Linked DNA regions of Mus musculus: regions 1 and 2 are each linked to region 3. A link is a loop called in an ENCODE intact Hi-C map of the cell type or tissue named here. Cell type or tissue: heart. All regions are shown on one strand.

The links. Peaks named below come from ENCODE experiments on the same cell type or tissue, not always from the same donor. Only the 100,000 strongest peaks of a DNase experiment are listed, where the experiment ranks them.
Region 1: it touches region 3 in a loop (2.7-fold over the local background); 4 of 42 quality-filtered maps call a loop at or near these places.
Region 2: a loop joins it to region 3, with 4 times the contacts of the local background. A loop is called at or near these places in 5 of 42 quality-filtered maps.

Annotation. Positions count from the first base shown.
Region 1 is chr2:180,109,931-180,117,930 of GRCm38, reverse strand. Gm46782 (a long non-coding RNA gene) reads left to right here and starts at 7,180. Exons shown (of 3, transcript XR_001783600.2): 1 at 7,180-7,235; 2 at 7,661-7,820. It also overlaps a transcript of Osbpl2 not described here. In heart, a CTCF peak has its summit at 3,832; DNase peaks (open chromatin) are centred at 190, 330, 1,690, 3,590 and 2 weaker places; H3K27ac peaks cover 1,619 bases.
Region 2 is chr2:180,041,013-180,049,012 of GRCm38, reverse strand. It overlaps Psma7 (proteasome subunit alpha 7), which reads left to right and starts at 6,549. Exons shown (of 7, transcript NM_011969.2): 1 at 6,549-6,735. The coding sequence starts at 6,640. It overlaps Ss18l1 (SS18, nBAF chromatin remodeling complex subunit like 1), which reads right to left and starts at 6,530. Exons shown (of 11, transcript NM_178750.5): 1 at 6,145-6,530. The coding sequence starts at 6,213. In heart, CTCF peaks have their summits at 3,467 (motif pointing right) and 6,463; DNase peaks (open chromatin) are centred at 3,526 and 6,562; H3K4me3 peaks cover 3,136 bases; H3K27ac peaks cover 2,447 bases.
Region 3 is chr2:180,253,663-180,261,662 of GRCm38, reverse strand. It overlaps Rps21 (ribosomal protein S21), which reads right to left and starts at 4,284. Exons shown (of 6, transcript NM_025587.2): 1 at 4,216-4,284; 2 at 3,980-4,042; 3 at 3,812-3,875; 4 at 3,606-3,677; 5 at 3,378-3,433; 6 at 3,219-3,285. The coding sequence starts at 4,029. The coding sequence ends at 3,276. Cables2 (CDK5 and Abl enzyme substrate 2) reads left to right here. Exons shown (of 10, transcript NM_145851.2): 6 at 1-147; 7 at 483-586; 8 at 913-1,019; 9 at 1,184-1,388; 10 at 1,480-3,124. The coding sequence ends at 1,620. It overlaps Mir3091 (microRNA 3091), which reads right to left and starts at 4,127; the gene lies at 4,052-4,127. In heart, no CTCF peak of the experiment used is centred here; DNase peaks (open chromatin) are centred at 402, 4,522 and 5,262; H3K4me3 peaks cover 2,653 bases; H3K27ac peaks cover 2,279 bases.

The sequences.
Region 1 (8,000 bases), 140 kb after region 3:
CTGATGGAAGGGTGCGGCAGCTGGCCCCCCAGCCAGGACAAGGACAGCTAGCCGGTTGCCACGGAGATAGTCAGACTGACCAGGTTCTGCAGTTTTTCTGGGGGCCTGGCCAAGACTAGCTCAGAAACCCACCACCACCCACACCCTTACCTAAATCTCCAAGATCAGCCCCTCTCCAAGAGACAAGCCTCAGAGGGACACAGCTTACCTAACCTGTTTTTGGACTTTGAGCTACAGGGCCCTGCCATCTGGGCAGAATAACCACCCAGGTTGGGCTGGGCATCCCTACTCAAGCTGTGTAGTAGATGGGCTGACCCTGGGGCCGGGGTGGCATTCCAACCACCTGTCTTCCAGCTGTGGCTGAGGAGAGCCTTGAGTTCCTCACTTCCGCTTTTACCTCTAGGTAAAAGGTGAGCTGACAGGTACCTAACACTGCTCCTGGCTCTCTGCCCCCTTTAGGAGCTGCTGCCACCTTTCAGCAGCCTCAGGTGCAGGGCTGGGTGGCTCAGCATCCCTGTCAGTAGGGGAGGGGCTCTCTCCATCTTCGCCGAGTGGCAATGTCCTCTAGGATGGACTAGTAGGGTGTAGAAAGAGGAAGAGTTGGCTCTGCGCCCGGCCATGACAGTGCAGATAGTGATAGTCAAAATGCCCCCAAAGTGTTTCATTATGTCCATGTCCCTTCCAGTTCCCCCATGTCAGCAGCTGACCAGGGAGACGAATGTCATTGCTCCCACTTTACGGATGTCAGACTGGGTCTCAACCCAGTTAATGCCTCCAGAGGGCAAGGCACAGAGACGTCTGATGGACCAGCAGTCTGGCTATGCCCAGACTCCAGACCAGGATCTGCCCTGAGTTTCCTGAAGGGGCTATGGCTGAGGGCCACAAGATCAGATTCCATGTCACAGGACCCCTGAGTAGCTGTAGCTTTGAGTGCTCTCAGCATCTGAGAAGTGCCAAAGGACTGTTTGGGGAGTGTGTTCCTTCCTGAACAGCTCCTGGGACACAATGGGATGCCATGAGGGTGCTGCCCCACCCCACATGGTATAAATAAAGGATACATCCAGTCCCAAGTGCTAAGTGGAGGTGGGAGATTACAGGATAGATCCTGGAGGTCAAGCCAACTCTGAGGGCTTAGAATGGAGGCCAGAGGCTCCCTGACAGAATCCCTCTGTCTTCTTGACTAGGGCGGGAACTACCCCTTCCTCAAGGGTGGGCCATCTGCCTGTGTCTCGCAAGACCCACGCAAGGCCTCCCTTGACCACAGCTGGCGCTGTGGGTGGTCACAGCCAGATAGCAACACGAACCCCATCATCCTGTTTTCCATCCTCACCCCTGACGGAGGCAGAACAGAGATGATCGCTCCCCATTCCAGAAGGGAAACTAAGGCTCAAGAGCAGCAGCTCGCCCAGGGACAGGCTACCAACCACCCACCCTCTGCCCTTCACCCACTCCACTCTTACCTCTTTGCCAGAATGCTATCTCTTCATCTCAGCCTGTTTGTCCGCCAGCTGGGCCAGGGTGTGGCATCCAGGAACTGGGGTGCCTTGTATGTGGCCCCACCTGGCCCCTGCTGCTGAAGCCAGCCTGAGGCCATCTCCACCCCAGATTCCCAGGTCCCTGGCAGAACACACTTCCAGCTCTCTTCTCAGCCATGCCATGGAATCTTCCGTGGGGACAGGAAGTAGGCTGCCAGTGGGCAGCCTGACCACAGAGGCCTGGACCGGCTCACGTGGCTCGGCTGATTCTTCTCAGTCAACTTTCAAGTCTCCTCTGCAACGTGACGATGCTGGCTTCCCTGTCGGGGAGGGTGGGTATTTTTAGGTTGAACCCGCCTCGTGAAGAGACAAGTTATCAATAGCAGCAGAAAAGGGCTTTTTCTTATTCTTTTTCCCCCTGTGGCTTTGGGACACGAACAAGCTGCACCTATTAAACTCTGCCAAAAGGAAGCAGGAAAAGTGGTGTTCCCCATTAAACTTTTCACCCCAAAGTTCCTTCTATGTGACAGCAAGCCCAAGCCATCCCAGGCTAACCCCAACACTCCTTCCTCTTTTGGGAAGCTACCCTAACAACCTTCCTAGTGACAGGTCCTGTAGAGGTCAAGGAGTGAGGATCCAGAGGAGGTGGAAAAGGAGGCCCCACAGACTCCCTTCTAAGCACCAAGGAAGCTACTGGCCCGTTTCTCATTTCCCAGTTCTGTGTGCCCCACTGTAGGCTGAGTGCCCTAGAGTGGATTGTGTCAGCTAAATGCTCAACTACTCATGGCAAGTGATCAGGAGGCCCCCAGGAGTCTGCCTACCTGAGGTCAGGAGGCCTCACTTGCTAGTTAGCTACTGTTTCCTGAGATCAGAGGGATGTGTGAAAAACCGGTCAAAGCCAGCACGCTTCTTCCTCCCCCACAAGGCTGACCAGAGTGTGTGGAGGCGCCTGCACGCAAAGAGCCCAGCTCAGACCCAGCATGTGCGAACACTGAGATTTTCTTGACAGGTCACTAGAATGGCATCCTGCCTTGCTGAAGGAAACATTTGAGCCGACTTGGCTGCCTGCCCTTCAGGAATGGTTAGCAAGCACTCCATTTCTGAAGAAGCCCAGAATAACAAAGGCTTCAACAAAATAGAAGTGTGCTTGCTCCCATGTGACAGGAGCCCAAGCTGCCCTGTCTCACTCCTGCTTTGCTGTATAACTCAACAAAGGTTCCTTCCAGTCTCATGTCACGCCATGGCCCAAAACAGTGGCTGGTGCTCTAATCATCACACACAGCTCTAACCAGAAAGGAAGGGATGAAAAGAGGGAGGAAGGATAACATTGCTGCTCCCGCCCCCAAGATAAATCAGCTTGAAAATCTGCCCCAGGAGCTGAGGAAAGTTCAGCCAGTGAACCAGTGTGTCCCTCTTCCCAGCTGTACTCTGACTGGTGGAAAGTGGGTTTCTCTCTCTTTTCCCAACATCCATTTCTCCACTTACACTTCACTAGCCAGGACACCATCCCCTGCTACTTTGACAAGGCTGAAGCATTCTACCTGAGGGTGTCACTGGCCTAAGTAAAACAGGCTCAGAAGAGATGATTACAGTGGTCACTTGCCTAGTAGGCCTACCTGCTGGCCTCACCTTGAGTAGTGTCTGAGACTGTCCACCCCCACCCAGGCCCCAGGGGCTGGGACTTCAACCCCCACACACACATACACTAAAGCCCATAACAATGGAATTCCACGATACCCTCCTGGGCCAGTGTGGGACGGATGCCAGCCAGACTCCATCTCATAGTCTTTAGGGCAACTCCATACCCAGCATGGAGCTGGCCCAGGGAACTATGGTTCCTTCTTCCTGGCTGTACTGGAGCTGATGGAAGATGGGTCCCTGTCTTTCTTCCCAGTATCCCCTGAGCACCTGCCACACACTGACCCTGCCTTGGACCCTGAACACAGATGCAGAATACACCTGAGCAAAGAGAGGTCCCGGATCCTGGTCTAGGATCCACAAGTCCCAGGGACCCATATCGGGTGGCAAGAATATACGCACATCCTCGTGCAGGGAACTGGCAGGGCAGGAGAGAACTGGAGGAGCGACAGCTGGGCTGGGTTAGATTTAGCTTGCTGAGAGCCAAATGCGTTGGCCGGAGCCGCTGGCTGGGCCTCGGTGCCAGGGAAGCTGCATACCGGATGGGAGGGGCAGGTTAAACACGCCTGGGGAGCCTAGATGGAGAGCAGAGATGAGGCTCAGGACAGAGAATGGAGGTTTCTTCTTTCCGGTAGTAGCCCAGGCCAGGGAGGAAGGCTAGCCAAGGCCACCCTCCCTCCCTCCCTGGCACCAGCATGCTTCCTCCATAAGGTGGAGCTAAGGACATAGGGGAAAGGCAACCTGGTAACTGGAGTCCTTCTGGGAGAGGGTATGCACCCTTACCCCATCTTGGGAGAGGCAGTCAAAAAAGACACAGCCTGCCGGGGCGTAGTGGCACATGCCTTTAATCCCAGCACTCGGGAGGCAGAGACAGGTGGATTTCTGAGTTTGAGGCCAGCCTGGTCTACAAAGTGAGTTCCAGGACAGCCAGGGCTATACAGAGAAACCCTGTCTCTAAAAAAAACAAAAACAAAAATAAAAAACAAAAAACAAAGAAAGACACAGCCAAGGACCTAGTGGCCACTGCCTGTGTGCCGGGCTGGGTTACCACAGAGGTCAGGTGCCCTGCCCTGGCTCCTGACCTGTGGTTGAGAGGATGTGGTAGTCTCTCACAGTGTTCTAGTCTAGCCAGGAGCCTCCATGGAAGCAAGCCTATGCCAGTGTGCAAGACCCAAGCTGGATTTACTGCACTGGTATCACTATCTTGAAATTCTTCGGCCACATTTCCTTCTCATAGCAAAATGTACAGCCACGCTATAGAAGGAGTGGGCTGGGCAATGGCTAATTCCCCAACCAGCTCCGTGACTTATCCCCTGCAGGGATGGGGATGGGCCAGGCTATCAGGTTGAGGTTGTTTGGGGAAGATCTGGAGGGGCTTATAAAGGGCCTCATTCTGGTCGTGTTGCCAAGGCTGGGAGAAGTCAGGAAATCCAAGACAACCTTAGCCATGGCTCTAAAGTGACTCAGGGATAGGCCTCCCCAGAGCACCCGTGGAAGACAGAGTTAGCTCAGGGCTTCCCCAATACCCTGGCCTGAAGAGCAGCCTGGCCTTCTGAGCCCTTGGCAATAGGAGATGGTGCAAGTAGATCCTACAGACAACCCAGGAAGGACAGAGCCCAGTGTCCACATGGGATGGGTTTTTACCTGTCATTTGCTCTGTGTGCCTCCATCTTCCTGGGGCTTGGGAAGGTATGTGAAAACCTTCCGAGGGCACCCGGTCATCTGCACAGGATCCATCTAGGAGCTACCTAGACTCCTCCCCATCAGCAGGCTGACCTCAGACAGGTGCACTTGAAAGCCAGATGCAGGGTTTGAGTACAGACCCTTTACCTACCCCTGGACTGTGTGTTGAGATATGAGCCTAAAGGTGACACCCCAAGGAGAGAGGCTCGCCAGGAGAGCAGAGTCAAGAGGACAAGGTAGCAGTTAGGCTCCTAAAGCCAGCCATTCCTAACGAGGTGGATGAAATGACCCACTTTCTCCACTGGGCATGCCTGGCCAGGATCCCCCTTCAAAATGTCACACAAGTCAAGAGTAGTGACACCTTTAGTCCCAGAACTTGGGGAGGGAGAAGCAGGTGGATCTCTGTGAGTTAAAAGCCAGCCTGGTCTACATAGAGAGACCCTTTCTCCAAACAAACAAACAAACAAACAAACAAAAGACAGAGTCTAGCCTCCTTCTCAGTTATCAGGCTCAGCACTGCCGCTTCCCACACATGACCACTGTTGTCCCAACTGGAACAGGTAAGCACTAGCTCCGCCCGGCTGAGTTCTGTGGAGCAACAGCTTCATCTGTCAGCAACCTGTGCAAGCCCTCATAGGTGCCAGTCCTCACTCCAAAGCCCACCACCAGCACCTCAGCCCCACTGTCTTACACAAGTCTGGGGGCCTTAGGAGACACCCTGTTATGTTTTCCTGTTGTGTCCTGACTGTGTGGGCTATGAGCATGTCAGATAAATGGATGAATGTGTGGGATGCAGGTATCAGCAAGGATCTCAGACACCCACCCAGCCATCCTAGGCCTCTATGGAGATAGGACATATTCCTGTTACCAGCTTGTCTCTACAGCTCAGGTCAGATTCATCCTGTTGTAACCTTACACACACACACAAACACTCTCTCTACCTACTCCCTCTCTCTCTCCCCCGACCCCGCCAGCTTCTGAGGCCCCATCCTTCCTCTCTTGAGGAGCCAAAGACTCGCCTTCATTAATTGCATTCTCAGCCCTACCCTGAGCAGTTCCTCCCATCTCTATTTTCCTGGCAGGGATCTGTTCCCCAAGGAGCTGCCTGGACTCCCAGGGGACATCAAGAGTAAACAGAGCCACCTTACAGAGGGCAGGGTCTTCCAAGCAGTCCTAAGCCAACAGTCACTCAACTTCCTTTTATTTTTATTTTTTAAACTGTGTTTCTGAGGGCTGTAGAGAGGGCTCAGGGCTCTAAGAGGAGTTGAGGAGTCCACATAACTCTGGGGTGGGGGTTGGGGGCTGGGCATATTCACAGAAGTATGAGCACCACACAGGTCACAGGGCACAATGGGGAACCCTGGAGAAACCCTGAGGGCACCCTCTGGGGTGCTGGTTGGCTGACCCTGATGTGACTGGGAGGGGGTTTCCTATGGGGTGCATAACAGCTAACCCCACTAGCATCCGTGCTCCAGCTGGGTAGAGTGCTCTTCTGCCCAGCAGTTAGACTCCAGGACAAGCCCAGTGGGCCAGTCCAGCAGACTCTCCCCCAACCAGGACAGGGGAAAAATGGACAGGGGATGCCTGGTCCTCCCATGACCTTAGGTGCTGAGAAGAGGACATTCGTTGGCTACATGGAGTAGCCTGATATGATTAGTCCCCAACTTGACCATCTAGTCTTGCACCATCAGACTGGGGTCTACATCAGAGGCAAGAGTCACCTTGTCATGGTGTTGTCACATGTAGAGTGACTGCAGTGGGGTGCAGGAGATGGTCAAGCAGAGGGCAGGAACCCAGAGATATCAGAAGATAAAGCATTCAGGCTGGACAAGGCCATGATGGCAGTCAAACATACAGGATATGGAACCTAGACCTTTAGAGAAGATGGGAATTTCCAGAACAGAGAGCAGGTTACCAGACACAGCCAGACACAGGTCAAGAGTTCAGACAGAGGCCCAGCATTGCGGTACAGACTTTTAATCCCAGCACTGAGGGATCAGAGACAGGTGGGTCTCTCAGTTTAAGGTCAATTGGGTCTGCAGAGTGAGTTCCAGGTAGCTAGAACTATACAGAGAAACCCTGTCTCAAACCTCCCCTTCCCCAAAGACTCTAGACAGAGGAATGTCTTAGACCTACCTAGCAGGAACCAGGCCAAGGGCATGGAGGAGCTCAATGTGGGTACTAACTGGGCTGTTGGGAGAGGACTCAGTGAAGACAGGCAGAGTTGAACAGATCACAAGAGGCTGTGCCTCCTTTCTCTCCAGAGCAGGGCCCTCCATCATAGCACCTGTCCCCATCTCTAGAGATGAAGAGGTCTGAGAACTGGCCAGTGCCCCTTTGTTGTGTGACAGTCACCATTCACAGCTGCCTAGAACAAGCCACAGTCTGATGGCCCCAGAAGAGCACTGACATGAAGAGGTTTGGAGCTTGGCTGAGTCGGTAGGCAGGCTTAATGTTGTCACAGCATAGTCTGGGAGGCTTCACTAAACACTCCAGGGAAAGAATTAGAGGCTTCTGGCCATGGGCTGGGCTCCATACCATCATAGGGCCCCACACCAGCCCATATTCTGCCTGGAAGCCCTGGAGGCTCTCTGCAGTAGGGCTGCTTCCACTTCTCTCCGGCTTTCCTGTGTGGTTGTCTTGGACTTAGCACTCAAAGGACAAGATGCCTGCAGGTGCCAGGGCTGAGGTCAAACAGCTACAAGTACTCATCAACTACCCAGACTCTGAGAGTGCTAACATGGTCTGTAGTGTCACCTCAGGGGACAAGTGGCCTTCCAAGACTCTGTCTTCTGTTATGCCACAACAGCTTCTCCAGTAGCTTCACTGTCAGCTGTGACATCACTCTCTGTATTACCCTATAGGCAGTGTGGACCCAGGTTCTCAGAAACTTGGCACAGCTGCCCCAAGACCCCACTACAGTACCTGTTCTGCCGAGGTCATGTCTCTGAGAGACGGTGTGTGAGCTCCTGATACCAGCACTGGCTACTTGGCTGAATGGCCATCCCAAGGGCAGCTGCAGAGGTAACTGATTGCAACCAGGCTTGCCAACAACTCCCCACCTCTGTTTTCTCCCTGGTCATTATGGAGTTTGAATTATGTACACCCACACCACGGCCAGGGCAGCTACATGACTGTCATAAACAGACTAATGTGGCAGACTCTTAAGACAGAGAGAAGGGAACAGGAACTGGAGGGAGCCGC
Region 2 (8,000 bases), 210 kb after region 3:
CCCACAACTGAAGGATTACCTAGATTAGACTGGGGTAAGAAGACCCATCATCCACTGTGAATGATTCCAGTCCATGGGCTGAGGTCCTGAGCACAACTGTCCCTCTCATCTCCTTGTTTTCTGTTCCCTTCCATCCTAGAGAAAAACTCTCTAAAGACCAGGATGTGAAAGGGGAGGTGAGATACACTGCATTTTAGGACAGGATTTTCTGAGAAGTGAAACAGTCCATTCTACAGGGACCGTCCTTAAGACAAGAAGTAAACAACTCAAAATAGCTTCAGGAAGTCCCTGAAACTGACCAGACTCACTAGGCCTCAGGAGTATATAAGGAGTAAGAACCACTGAGCAGACTCCCAGACAAACCCACCCACCTGGAAGAGGCTCTCCAATCTGCCGAGCAGTCTGCAGTCTGTGCAGTCTGCCGCAAGCTCCCAGCTTTGTGAGCTGTCACCCATGGTAGAGAAGCCTTTGGTGATGCAGCTCTCTTTGAGTCATTTCCGGGAGGCCGATGCCCGACCTAAGCACACTCCGGGAGAGTGCTGCAGCCCTACTGAACATTCACCCACTGCACAAGACATGAATTAGCTGTGCAAGCTTCCAAGCAGTCCCCAAATCACACACACACAGGCCGTGCACGTGGGAGGAACACACAGCCTTGTAGTCTCACTACCACGCTTAACGCAGATGTCCCGTTTTCAAAGACTACACACGCAGTTAAGTACACGACCACAGGTACAGTATGTTTCCACCTTCCTGAGACAACACGGGTGTCATTTCTGGTCCTGTGCATCTTTGAATACTGAGAAGACTGAGTTAGCTCAGCACAGCACATCTCCCTGCCTCCATGAAAATCTCAGCACTGGGGAAAGGTACACACAGATGGCAGATGACGTTAAAACCCTGCATGTTCAGATGAATCCAAACTGCATGCCACCAACCGCCTCTTTACAGGATTCTGGACTGGCCACGGTTTTCTACCATTTCCTACAGAGGCCTCAGCACTCTTGCAAAACGGGACCAAGATGGTCTGGTCCATCCATACTGCTCAACTGGCTTTAACTCAACATCACCTTCCCTCTAAAAGCAGGAAACTGAGGCCCAAAAGCACGTGTCAAGAAGAAATGATGGAAGAGGATTTGAGCCCAAGAAGCCGGAGCAGCCCTCTTTGCTCTCACACAGTCCAGAGTGTAAACATCACTTTCATTTCCTCAGATGATGGGGTAAGAGCTGCTCTCAAGCTATGCAAATACACGGCTTGGGCTGAGCCCAGAGCATTTCTTTTCTGTATGCTAACTATCCCTATCCCTAGGCCTGGGCCTGGAAGCTTCTAACCTGCATACAATCTAATCTTCCAAGCTGACTGATTCAATCTGCCTGCTCTCTGCTTTTGATTGAATTGTTCTGCTTGGCCTCCTATTCATACCATGGCCTTAGAACATAGGCAATATGTTCTGATCTTCTGGCTCCTTCTCATTCTCTGGCTTGTTCTATTTTCACCTGTGTCTGGCTTCTCTCTGCAACCTGTTTCAGTAAAACTCACACACACACACACACACACACACACACACACACACACACAACCTGTTTCAGTAAACCAATACATACACACACACAAACACACACGCACAATCTTCTTTTCTTCTCACTAATCTTTAAAAAAAAAAAAAAAGATTTATTTATTTGTATGTGAGTACACTGTAGCTGTCTTCAGACACACCAAAAGAGGGCATCAGATCCCATTACAGATGGTTGTGAGCCACCATGTGGTTGCTGGGATTTAAACTCAGGATCTCTGGAAGAGCAGTCAACGCTCTTAACCTCTGAGCCATCTCTCCAGCCTCCTCTCTCATTACTTTTAAGTTGCCTCTCTTTGCTGTGTTGTTTTGTGTGTGTGTGTGTGTGTGTGTGTGTGTGTGTTGCTTGGATGTATCCCATGCCTGACTCATTCTGTCAAATCTTTCTCTGATTTGTCACTTTGTCTGCCCCTCAATTGAACACAGCTTTCAAGCATGGCTGCTTCCTTCTATAAGCTAACCTTCCCTTCATTGTCAGGAAGTGAAGTTGTGGACTAAGAGAGTGTCTGCACTCCAGCCAGCTCATACAGACCAGAAGGTCTTTGGATGTGATTCCTTGCCAGAGCAGCTGAATTAAAATTCCTCTACACCAGAGGACCCCATGTGTACATGCTTACAACTAGACACAATCTGAAAGGTAGCAAATGGATCCTGCCCACAGCCTGTTCTACACAGCATCCCACAGTCCCCCACCCCTCACTCCTTCAGGCCTTTCTCTCCCACACACACTCCATGAACTAGGCTCTGAAGCTTGGCTGCTTTCCTCCAGCTTCAGTTCCGCGCCATTTGCTGGTGCTCATATCTAGCCCTCACTGCACCTGCTGGACACAGTGTGTTCCTCACCTGTAGCTTGGGGACTTTCTGGAAATGTCCCTGGGCTCCAAGCACAGAGATAGTGGTAGTCAAGCGCGATGGTCCAGTAATCTAGGAACATGCCTAAGGCAGAACACCACATACCAAATGGGATAGGTGTTCTTTCCCAAGGCACACAAAAGATGGGGTGTAGGGAGGTGGCGGACACTGAATCCTGCTCCAAGTGACTCCCACTTTGAGACTGGGGAACAGATCTGGCCTTTGGCCAGAGCTGTCTTCTTGGGAGTGTTTCCAGCCAGGCCTCAGTGAGCAGAGGGTACAGGCCTGTGTGTCTCTTTCCAAAGAACACCTGTCCCCACTTCTCTCCATCCAAGGAATGCAAGGATCAGGCTGAGAACCATGCAGAGTGGTTCTCTGCCTGACAGAAAGCAAAGAGGCCAAAGGGCTGTTCCCTCCCCAAGGTGAACTCCAGACTGAGGAATGAAGGGATATCATTCCTTCCCCATTCCAGAGATGGGAGGAGAAACCTTGTGCCCCCCTAGGAAGTACTGTTGCTCAAGAACAGCTACCCAAGAGCCATTACTCTTCCACTTTAATAGGGGACTCAGACTCAGCTCCACACATCATTCACCGTTATGGGGACAGCTCTAATGTTCCAAGCAGCCAAAGTGCCTTATTAATAGGATTGACTTTAGAAGCCTGGACGCTGGGTGTTGGTGGTGCACGCCTTTAGTCCCAGCACTTGGGAGGCAGAGGCAGGCAGGATTTCTGAGTTCGAGGCCAGCCTGGTCTACAGAGTGAGTTAGTTCCAGGACAGCCAGAGCTATACAGAGAAACCCTGTCTCCAAAAACCAAAAAAAAAAAAAACCAAAAAAAAAAAAACCAAAAAACAAAACACCTAACCCCCACCCCCAAAAAAGCCTGGAGACTGGAACCCCAGTCAAAGGAGAAGGACGTGACTCCATAATCCTCTGACCTCCACCTGTACACTGTGGCACATGTACCCATGCATGTAAATAATAATAATAATCAGCAATAGAGATATGTAACTTTTATTGTGTAATTGTTACATGAAACAGCAGGGGGCGTCCAGTGGGCCTTCTAATAGGCATGCAGCCACCCAAATCACTGCACTATACCCTGGCTGGTTGCACCAGGAGCGCACAGTGCTGGACATTGGGATACTATAGCCCTCAGCTAGTGGAGAGAAAGACAGAGTTAGAGTTGGTCCTTGGCCAGTGGTGTCTCTGAGGGCTCTAGCCAGCTGTAGTTCCACTTCAGGATCCCAGGCACACACATTGTCCACACAAAAGCACAGTTCTGACTACATCCTCGTTAGGTGCCAGTGCTCTGTCACAAGGTCACTTGCTCCAGGTCAGGGCAGCTCTCCAGACTCCCACTCTGGGTCACCACTCCCTCCCTGCAGGCCACATCTAGAACGATTCAAAGCTTGCTCAAATTTCCTGACCTCATACTCTTACTTCTATGGAAAGCCCCAAACTTGGAAAGAAGGCTATCTGCAAACCAATGTTTGTTACCTTATAAGAATGGTATGCTTCTGAGAAGAGTCAGAAAAACAGGCGAGGAGATCCCAGAAGAGGAAAACAGAGATCTCATCGCAGACCAAAGGACACCAAAGGCTGTGGGAGCCACCAGAAGCTGGGAAGGTATGAGGTAGCCTCCCCCAGAACTTCGTGAGAGAAGGAAGGCAGCCAGCCACTCTTCACACCTTGACAGAGTGAGTGAATGAAAACTGTTGTCTAATGTCACCTGGGTTGTGGCCAGTCAGGGAAGTTATGGGACACGAATACATTCGCCTAGGCAGAACCTGTGCTATGGATTTTATAGTTTATAGGGTGTACCATGCAAGACTACGGACCAGCAAAGGCCACTTCATTACATGCTAACTCATATGCCACCAGCAATACCTCCAAGTACTACAATGGCCTTGTGACTGTCGAGACAAGATTGAGGAGAGGACATTGCGGGCTGTGACGGTTGAGTAGGATCCGTCCTCCAAGAACGCGCTGTTATTTCCTTTGCTTTCACCACCCACTGGCCTTCTCCTTCTCTGGAACTCCTAGCTCTCCCCAGTGGTCTCATCATGGGCTGGTTAGCACACACACACACATCTTGAGCTGCCTTTGAACTTATCATGTAGCTCAGGCTGTTCTCAGACCGTCTTGCCACATATGCTGCAGAATGTAACTGCAGTGGCGCATCATCAGGCCAGGTCAGAGTGCACGGTTTAAGTACATGACACATCCCCCCTCAGGCCTTCTCAGACTCCCCAGTAAAGGATTCACAGAGACAGGAAGTGAATTGCCAGCCCTACCAGGTTAAGGACCTTGACAGGCTAAACTTAAGACCCACTTCCAAAGATGCACAGGCTGAATTTCTGCCCTGAGCTGAGGTCAGCCAACATCTCCTCTTTGTGATCTGATGTTTGGCGTAGTCCTCCAATACACCTTTGCCTGGAGAAACTGAGGATCTTTGATGAGCACGTTTGACTACTGACTAAAAATGTTGAAGCCAAAAGTGGCACTGGAAAGAGTGACTGTTAAGATCCAGCAGCCAGAGTGCCTGGGCACTGTCTGGACTGCCAATGTGTGGAGTACTCCACCCTCCACCAACCAAGGCTCCTAGTTCATGGCCACACAGACAGCAGCCTGTGGAGCCACACGGAAGGGCTACTATTAGCTTTACCACGTAGCCTCTGTAGCCTCCTTCACTAAGTCACTTCTGCAAAAAGTTAAATGTGGCAAGATCTATAAAACCTGCATTTCTGCTTTCCTCCAATAATCTCCCCTGCTAACTAGGACTTGCCAACAGTGATAACCATTATGTTCCTAAGGAGGATAGCAAGGGTGATCTGGGAAACAGGCGACAAGCGAAGAAAATCCCCACAAGCCTCTGAGGGAGTAGAGAGGCCAATTTCCTTTGGGAACTAACTGGCTCAAAAGAATTCAAGAATTCTGTAAAAGGAACCAGAATTAGGAAAAGCCATCGCGTAAGAAAGATGCCTGGAACCGCGAAGGCAAACAGTAAGAAGCTAAAGTGTCCAAGCCAAAACTTAAAGCTTCCTTTTGTTAAAGACGTCCACACACCCACGCAAACGCCTTCTCTGAGAAACTGGCCCAAACTAAAGGATGAAACTGAGAGACTGCAGGACAAACCTGCGGTGTCTGAAGCCAGGGTGCAGAAGGCGAGGCTCGCGGATACCCAGTGGCCCGAGCGGGGGCGGGGCTGCGCTAGCCTCAAGTCCGCCGCGTGCAGCAAGCTCTGGACAGCGGTGCGGGCTCTGGAAATGGCACGCACACTTTGGATGCGTTCCTTTGTGCAGGGCACCGCAGTACCTCACAAGAGCGGCCAGCTCGCCGCAGCGGCGCGCCTCCAGGCTGCCTGCTCCCCCTTCTCCACTCGCCAAGCATCGCGCAAAGGCGCGCGACCGTCGCTACCACGGCTGTCAGCAGAGCGCGACAAGCCCCCGCCCCGGCTGGAGGGGCCGCGGGCCCTGGCGTCTCGCTCTGTTGCGTCTGCTGCCTGGGGCGCTCTGGGAGAAGAACGCGCAACGCGCTCCGGGGTCCCCACCCCCTGCGGCCGCCGGGCCCCCGCTGCCAGTGCCTCCAGCAAAGTTGGCGCAGGCTTTCCTGGGGGCGCGGGGAGCCGCCGTCAGGGCTCCGTGCGGCGGGCTGTGCCCCGGCTTTGTTCGTGCCCCGCGCCCACCCGCACTCTGTACCCCCTCGGCCATGCCCACCTTCTGGATGGTCTGCTGAGTGACCTCCCCTTTGCCTCTCGGCCGCGCCGACGCGAAGGCCACGGACATGGTGGTGGCGCGGACTCAGCCCGTGATCATTGGGGTTTATTCTCCGGCTGCGCCCCGCGGCCCGAGGTGCCCATTCTCCGCAGAGCGGGGGCGGGGACACGGGGGGCGCGGTGCCGTGGGCTCGCCCGCCTGCCTGTCGCCAATGCGCGCTCGAGTCCCCCGCGTCCCCACGCCTTACGCGACTGCCTCCCAGGTCAGGATACCGCGCGGAGGCCCCCTGCACCCGGCCTGCGCTCTTCGTCCAGCCGGTAGCCGGTACACCGCCCCCTGTGCTGAGCTTCGGTGGTTCCGCCCGCCCTGCCCCGCCCCGCCGTGCCGCACGTCCCCCTGACGCCAGACGCCAGCAGCGTGGCCCGGGAGGGCGGGGCGCTGACGGTGAGTGTGCGCTTTTGAGCGGCGGCGGCCCGAGCTAGTGCGTCCGCAGTGATGAGCTACGACCGCGCCATCACCGTCTTCTCGCCCGACGGCCACCTCTTCCAAGTGGAGTACGCGCAGGAGGCGGTCAAAAAGGGCTCCACCGCGGTGAGCCGGCCCGGGGCCTGAGCGACGGGGTGCAAAAGGAAGCGGGGCACGCAGACCTGGGCGCGGGGGCCGCGCTATCTGCTGGCGGCGGGTGGACCAGGAGGTGACGGGAGCTGAATGGTGACGACGTAGGAAGGGCACCAGGTCGCGGGGACCGCGCCGCGCTTCCCGGAGAGCCGGGCGATTTTTTCTGGCTTCCCCACTGCGGAGCATCTAGGCGAGCGCATCCCCGGGGCTGGGCCGGGGCCATCTTGGTGCTGTGCGCGCGGCGCGGACGGCGGAGGCCGCAGGTGCGCGCGGGCGGCGGGAGGCTGGCTGTAGCCGGCGCCGGCGGGGACTTGGGGATCTGCGAGCTAGGCCCAGGTGGGCGTTGTGAACAAAGGGCGATTCGTCGGCCCTGCGATGGTGACAGGCTGCTTCCGGGTCCGCATGCGCCACCGACGCCGTGTTCTGGTTCCGGTGGGCCCTTCTCACCGCGCCCCAGTTTTGTTCAGTCCTTAGCACTGTTTGGAAAAGGACTCCCCACACCTGTAAGCGCCAGCAGTGAGACAGTTTTAGTTTTGGTTTTTGTTTTTCCCGAGTCACCGGATCTTCCGGAACACACGTGGTTCCGAGTCTTGAAACGCTTACATTTCCCAGGTATTTTATCTCCTTGAAACTAAAACCCCAAAGCTTTTGGTGACCCAATCCACCCAAGAACTCTGGAATGACAGGGCTTGGAAGTGCAGGCCTGTATAATCCTGGCATTTAGAAGGTTGAGGCTCGAAAAATCTCACAAGTACAAAGCCAGCCTGGGCTTCTAAATCTAGAGACCCTAAAGACTTCTAAAACTATAAAGACTCTTTGTGGTTGTGTGTGTGCATTATTAATTTATTATTTTAAAAGTTATTTTTATGTGCGTTTGGCCGTTTGTCTATATGTATATATCTGTGTGAGAGTGTCAGATTCCCTGGAACTAGAGTTGCCATATGGGTGCTGGGAATTGAACCTGGGGTCCTGTGGAAGAGCAGCCGCTGAGCCATCACTCCAAACCCAAGAGATACAGCTAGTGAGAAACCGTCTAACAAAAGAAAAACCTGTGAGGCCAGTGAGGTGGCTCCCTGCACTGCACCTGGTGACATGCCTGGAATCCCAGTCTGGGAGGCAGAGGCAGGAGGATACACTGGGCTTGCTGATCAGTAAGTGTAGCAGAATCTGTGAGCTTCAGGTTCAGTGTGAGACCCTATCTCAAAAAACAAGTTGGAGGGCTGGAGAGATGATTTGGC
Region 3 (8,000 bases):
TCCTGTACCCTACTAATGCTCTGGTTATACACAAGAATGACAGCCATGGCTTGCTGCCCCAGCCTCGGCCCAGCATCCCCAGGGCTCCACCAGGTTCAAGACACAAACCTGTGCCTACCAAGTCAACACCAGCTGGCACAGAACTAGGTAGCCAAGGTCTGGGCTAGGCACAGCCATGGGCCAGACAGCAGTATAAGCCACACTCATGCCTCTGCACCAAGGCTTCTCAGAGGAAAGGATTCCAGATAATGTGGCCCTAGGCTCTGCCTGAGTCAGGCAGAAGAGAGGGTCAGTGTGGGACGGGAAGGGGGCAGGCTTTGTCCAGGCATCACTTCTTGGACCTAAGCCCTAGCTGGCCTGTGACCTGGAGCACCTCTCAGACCTGAGCCTTGCCCTCATGCCTCTTCATTGGCTGCAATGGGAGAGGGGAGGTGTGGGTTCTGATCAGGATCTAGGCTGTCATTGGCTGCCTCTGCCTACAGGAAGCGACGGGGGAGATGCAGTGGAATACAATCCCAACCTCCTGGACGACCCACAGTGGCCGTGTGGAAAACATAAGCGTGTACTCATCTTTGCTTCATACATGGTGAGTTCAAGGTTCAGGTAATACACTGAATGAGCACCCTCCACACCAGAGACTCAGCCATCTCAGGGTGCCTTGTCCCCACCCAGCACCAACAGGTAGTGGGAAGGGTTGTAGCCAAGGGCAGTGTGCCCAAGCAGGACAGCCAGTCATGCTGGACATCTCCTGCAGCCAGCTCTGAACGCCTGGCAGGCTGGGCTTATCCAGAGGATGGACAGACTGAGCCATGTTAATCCTCTTTGAAGTCCCACATGCTCATGTGTGTACCTGCAGGCTGCAGGGCATCCATTCCCAAGCATCTTGGCCCACTCACCTCTGCTCTGTTACAGACCACCGTTATAGAGTATGTGAAACCTGCAGACCTCAAGAAGGATATGAATGAGACCTTCAGGGAAAAGTTCCCTCATATCAAACTGACATTGAGCAAAATTAGGAGGTAAGGGAGGGCTAGGCAGATACCCCTTCCCAGCCACCTAACCTGGCTCTGGGCTTTCTCCATGTGTGCTGACAGCCCACAGAACATGGCATAGCCATGGAAGGGTGACTGCTGTCTCATGACATGGATTTGCCCCAGCGTCATGGCTCCCATCCCACCCACAGTTTAAAACGGGAGATGCGGAACCTTTCTGAAGAGTGCAGCTTGGAGCCTGTGACCGTGTCCATGGCATATGTGTACTTTGAGAAGCTCGTACTGCAGGGCAAGCTCAACAAACAGAACCGCAAACTGTGTGCTGGAGCCTGTGTTCTGTTGGCTGCCAAGATCAGCAGTGACCTCCGCAAGAGTGAAGTGAAGCAGCTTATTGACGTGAGTGTGAGGTGTGCACCAGCAGGCACTGGGCCTTAGACGGGGACACAGATGGAGCTAACCCATTCACCCTTTGTTTCCCTCACTGCAGAAGCTGGAGGAAAGGTTCCGGTTCAACAGGAAAGACCTCATTGGCTTTGAGTTCACGGTGCTCGTGGCTTTGGAACTGGCCCTGTACCTCCCAGAGAACCAAGTGTTACCTCACTACAGACGCCTCACCCAGCAGTTCTAGCCCAAACAGTGCACCCCAGAGGGAGGCTGCTTTGGCAGGAAGGCTGAGTAGCTTGGCTAGAGGACTAGTGTTCCTGTCCCTCCTCCAGTAACTGCACTTGCCCCTCACAACCCACGGCAGCTTGGCTTCCTTGGAAAGTTTTTAATTTTGGGGCAGAGCACGCCTTGACCTCGAGACGCTCCCTGTTGAGGGTTTTCCTGAAGCAAGTGAACAGTGTGGGGCTTGGTTTGTTCTTCGTGTGGCGAGACCAGCCTGGCTTATGTTGTGAATCCTGAGGGCCAGCCTTCCTTCTGCCTACCCATGAAACCATTCCTGTAGAGACCTAGGTGTCCAGACCTTCTGAACTTGCTACAATTGTCAGGCTTCTGTCTTCTGGTGCCTCCACCCAGGCAGTTCCCCATCAGCACTATTTTATCTTTGGTCAAGATACAGGATAGGGCAGACACCTTGATTCTGAGTCTGCTCTCACTGCACCTTGTTAAAGCATCTGCCACTGTGAAACCCGTGTCACATGCACAGCAGTGCTTTGGCCAACCCCTGCTGCCTCCTGCCAGCACAGCTTTTCCCTGTCACTGGACAACCACTGACTGTGGGCTCTTGACTTTCCTAAGCAATATCGTGATGGAGAAAAGTCATTATAACTTGAGATTTGGTCTCTATGGGAACAGACAATGGCCCATTCAGGCCTGCTGCTGACTTTGAACCACACTTGATCCTCAAGCAGGAAGGCACCGATCCTGCTACCTACTGTCAATGACTACATGTCATCAGGCCAAGTTGCCCTGTGCCACTGTCATCACTCAAGAGCTATCCTCCACCTCCCCAGGCCTGTTATCCTTCCCTAGAAACTGGTCACCAGCCTGGCAGACGCCAGCCACCGCTTGGTTCCAGTCTCATGTCCCAGAGATGCTCGTCCTCAAGCCTGACACCGACCACCTAGGTCTATCGGATCAGTAACAGCTCAGACAGGAGCTCAAAGGATAGTAAATACGTTTTAGCCTGTCCATGCTTATGCTGGTGTAAGCATGCCACGTTCTCAGAGCATCTTTAGGTGCAATAAGTCGTTCCTGCAAACAGGTTATCTTCAGGGCAGCCCCATCATTTTTTTTTTAAATGAACTTAGATATATATGGCTGACTGATGGGATAAATGTTATTTAAGCTTCTAGATGTAGTAAGGTGTATTCATTTTACCAAGCTGGTCTGCTGTTAGTCCTTCCTAAGCTTCGCTAAGAGCTGCTGGTTTGTGGTATTGAGCACTGTTAAAGCCAACCCTTAAACCAAACACGGGCTAAACAGAGTCCTATAGACTGAGTCCAGAAATCTGAGGTATATCCATGGTGTCCAGCTGGACTGTGACCCAATGCCACAGACCTGGTGCTGCACCCGCAGCGCTCAACAGGACACAGCTGTGTCAGACCTCAGAATGTGGTGTATGTCCAGTAGGTTATGAATGGAAGGTGTTAAAATGTTTTTGTTAAAGTAAAACTGGTTTTTGCAACATACTTCCTTGCTTGTCTCCTTTCAGGTAAGTGTGCGGCCCTTTTCTGGTCACAATAAAAACACCAGCCCTACATAGTAAAAACAGCAAAAGCAGACTTAACTGTCACAGGTACTTAAAACTTTTATTTGTAACAAATTCCCGATTTCTTCTGCTCAAAAGTTCCTAACAAAGGGGAAAAAGTAGTATTAAAAGCTGTATCTCTTGGGAAGTCCCAAGCCACTCAACCCCAATGTGAGATTGTCCCCCACACTTACTTTGAGACAATTCCATCAGCCTTAGCCAATCGGAGAATAGAATCATCTGACTCGCCCTTTAAAATTAAAAATAAATACCTGAGTATCCACACAGAGCTGGCTCCCTGCTTAGCAGGCAGAGCATGCACTATTAAGCCCAAAACCATTCCCACAGGAAGAAAAGGACACCACCATCAGAGCTCAGATGTCACATGAACAGTACAAGGCAGACCAGGTGGTAGAACTCACCATCCTGCGAATGGCCCCGCAGATGCCATAGGTTTTAAACTGGCCATTAAACCGGCCTGTGGTCCTATCAACCTGGGTTAAAAAAAAAAAAAAAGAGGTTGGAAGATTCGACCTCACCCCGATGTTAGTAAACACACCAAGAGCCAGGCTGAGGCCTGAGGGCCTCGTAATTCCTTCCCTCAGGAACCGTCAGGTTCCCAGCTCACCTCGGCCACGTTCATCTGGATGGACGCGTGGTCCTTGGCAGCAATGATGCGGTTGCTTGCGGAGCTGGGTAAAGAGATGCACAGTGCGTTTAATAGGTCGCAAAAGAACAGTGGATGAATGGGAGCGGGGAAAGCGGGCGCGAGAATGACGGGCCCGCAGATGCTCACCATTTCCGCGGCACGTACAGGTCCACAAACTCGCCGGCGTCGTTCTGCATCCTGAGGCCGTCCCTGCAGAGTTACCACGCAGGTCTTGAGACTGGTCAGGCCCGCACTCCGAGTCTGCGGGCCCAACCAGACCCATGGCCCGCAAGCACTCTCGGCCATGTGACCGCGACCTCCCCAACTGCGCCCAGCCCGGCCCAGCCCGGCCCCGCTCGCACACAGCCCGCACCGAGGCCTACCTGCTCACTTGTCCAGCGAGAGCGCAGAAAGGAAGTAGCTCGTGCCTCCGCAGCACTATTGGGCAGGAGGGCGGGTCCTCGGTAAGTGCTTCCGGGTCAGGGTACTCGTATCCACCATACCGGAGGCCTGTTTGTGTGTTTTAACTTCCGCTTCCGGTGCAAAGAAAGCCTGGCTCTTTCCGCACAAAGCACAGGCATCGGTCCCTGTCTCCGCCTCCAGCCAAGACATGCCTTCTTCCTCAGGCCCCGCCTCCATTGCGGAGTCCAGCCCCTCCGTCCTCCGCTGGAGAGGTTGGACTTGGCTTGTCTTCCAGCCGCCCTCGAGGCTAGCTTGTCAGAGGGAGCCCAGCCGCTGCTGGATCCCTGACTCCACCGACCTGAGGCGCCGCCAGAGCCTGGGAGGGGAACGAGCGTGGCGGAGGGAGGCGGGAACGGGAAGACCAATCCTCCGAAGAGGAAACTGAGGTTGGATCAAATGAGCTGGACCGCTGGCTTTCCGCTGCACATTCATTCTCTTCAAGAACCCCCTACTCACCCTGCGTCCTTGCCATCCTGCCCCTCCTCGCCCCAGGCCCTGCCCTACTCCTCTGGCTCCAGCCGCCACCCGGTCCACACGCCTAGGGAAGTGAGTCTGGCCTGAGAGTGCACGCCTTTAATCTCAGCATTCGGGATGCCGAGGCAGGTGGATTATCTATTTGAGGCCACTCTGGACTACACTGAGTTCCCGTCTCGAAAAAGGAAAGTTCCCAGACCACAGTCACCATAATGCTCAGTAAGCCTCTTTGTTTACGAGGTCAGAGAGCAGCCCGGACACAAGACTGCCCACGCTGTTGACGACTCTCCTGAGATTACATTTCTCCGTGAGTGAATCCACTGCTCACTCATCTGTAGAACTTTATGCCTGATATCTCTCTGGGACTGGAGCTGCAGTCTGGAGCTGGGACATACACCCAGTTACATGGTCTTGGGGAGAACCTCCCTGCCATGTGCACACTGACTGGTGATCACCTTCCAAGACTGTCTGTCACGGGGTCTGGTGAAACCGAGGCTACACTTTCCTCCTCACACCTGGAAACCAGTAGTCATGTATGCATTAAGAGTTCCCGCGCAGGGCGTGGTGGCGCACGCCTTTAATCCCAGCACTCGGGAGGCAGAGGCAGGCAGATTTCTGAGTTCCAGGCCAGCCTGGTCTACACAGTGAGCTCCAGGACAGCCAGGGCTACACAGAGAAACCCTGTTTTGAAAAAAATAATAAATTCCCGCGCAGCAGGGGTTATCTTTCAGATTAGGCACAGACACCTTACCCAAGCACCTGTTTTCACAGAGAGCTCCTTTAAATGGGGGTGGGGAAGAGGAGTTAAAGTGGCTGTTTTCTACTTGGTCAGAAAAACACAAGCAAATGACCTTGCAGGTGTAACTTTTAATAAGAGAAAAGGGGGGTTCCATGCTAGACCGGGCTGCACAGTGGTGTATTTTGATTGGATAGGACTTTTAATAGCTGGACTTTGGTAGTCAGCCTCACGAGGAGGAAGTGACCATATAAGGGAGTAGAGTTTGGTGGCTAACTTTAAGAATGGAATCTATCGTGGTTTTTTTTTTTTTTTTTTTTTTTTTTTTTTAAGCAAGGCAAAAGGAATGGGCTAGAAGGGCAAGGCTAGCTGGGCGTGGTGGCGCACGCCTTTAATCCCAGCACTCGGGAGGCAGAGGCAGGCGGACAGCCTGCCTGAGTTCGAGGACAGCCTGGTCTACACAGTGAGTTCCAGGACAGCCAGGGCTATACAGAGAAACCCTGTCTCGAAAAACCAAAAAAGAAAAAGAAAAAAGAAAAGAAGTGAGGATACCAGAGCCTCTGACCTTAGGAAAATCACTGTTCATATCATCCATAAGGCATGTGGACAGGGGTGGTTTTAGTTTTGAGATCTGCAGCTGCTCTGGCTGCATCCGTGCATATTGAATTGAACCCTCAAGGCCTCCTTAGTGGCCACAGATGAAGCAGCCGATGTGCCAGGAAGGAGAGCATGGCCAAAAGGAAGCCCCAGAAATCTTAGTAAACTCCACTCTGCAAATTCAGCACTCCTTGAAAGGGCTGGGACTGGAGTCAAGTAGAAAAGCTTAATGCAAATGATGCTAGGCAGAATGTTCAGAAAGGTCTAGCCTGTGGTAACTGCCAAAAACAATGCCCAGAGCCCACCTAACATGGTAAAAGTAAGATTCGCAAGGATCAAAGAAGTAGTAACTCCACTGCACCTCCAAAATAAATGAAGCAGGAAGGCTGCATGAAGCCCACAACAAGGAAAATTCACATGGCCTGGTGTCCATTCAGTGATTGTCAGATTAGCTGGTCACTAGAGAGAGAGAGATCCAGAACTCACTCAGATGTTAAATTAGCAGACAGGGCTGTGATAAGGGCTTTCACAGAATGTACACCATCTGTTCCAGACCTTTGGGAGAGGCAGGACACTGCCTGCCTGCAGCTTGGCACTAGGCAGATGTGGGCAGAAGATCAAGAGTTTGATCTTAGTATACAAAATAAGACCTTGTCTCAAAAATAAAAATATATATATAAAGAAAGAAAGGAAGGAAGGAAGAATAGGAAAGCTCAAATTTTTAGCAGGAATAAAAGAGTCTAAACTACTAAATAAGGGTCCTCAGCAAGGTGGGGCAGGGGACAGCACACACCTTTGATCCCAGCAGTCAGGATGCAGAGACCAGCAGATCTCTGAGTTGGAGGCCAGCCCCATGTACAGAATGAGTTCCAGGACAGCCAGGGTTGCACAGAGAGACCCCGTACCTTGCCCAGCATCACCCATACTATGCCGCATGTGGCTGACAGCACTTACTAAGTCCTGGTCCAATGTGACAGTGAAGTCATGCACAGGTAAGCACAGTGTGCTCATTAAATCAACTGGTGTAACGGTCGAGTCAAGTCGTTCTAGTTCACCTGGCTGCTTTGCTCTTTGTCCAGCAGGGTTCCTACCCACATCTGGCTGAGGAAAACATGAAACAGAGCACGTGTTCAGTACCCTGATCTTTCTGACTTAAGTCTTGGTCTTCTGTAAGATGTCAGTGAATAACCTTCACAAAAAAAAAAAAAAAAAAAACAGTATTAAGGGGATGGGTGTGGGCAGTGCAGGTTCTTAGGCTTGTGGGAGCAACGGCCTTTACTCCCTAAGCCATCTCATTACTCAGGTAATGACAGAGCTTGCCTCTCACACTGTACTCACTGTGTAGACCAGGCTGGCCTCAAACTCACAGAGATTTGCCTGCCTCTGTCTCCTGAGTGCTGGGATTAAAGGCATGTGCCGCCTCTGCCACCTCTACCACCTGGCAGTTTTAAACCATAAAAAGCATGGGTACAGACAGTGTGACAGTTCATGCCTCTAATCACAGCACTTCCCTTGTTTTAAAACTGAGACAGGATTGCTGCTAGTTCAAGGACAGCCTGGGCTATAGAGTGAAACCCTGTCTCAAAAAATAAAATAAAATAAAATAAAATAAAATAAAACTAGAAAGTATGAAGGGTAAGGTCTGAGGAGATGGCTCAGTGGTTAAGAGCACTGACTGCTCTATAGGTTCAGGGTTCAACTCGCAGCAACCACATGGTGATTCACAACCATCTGTAATGAGATGGGATGTCATCTTCTGGTGTGTCTGAAGACAGTGTACTTACATAAAACAAATCTTAAAAAAGAGAAAGTCGGGCTGGTGAGATGGCTCAGTGGGTAAGAGCACCCGACTGCTCTTCCAGACTGCTCTTCCGAAGGTCCAGAGTTCAAATCCCAGCA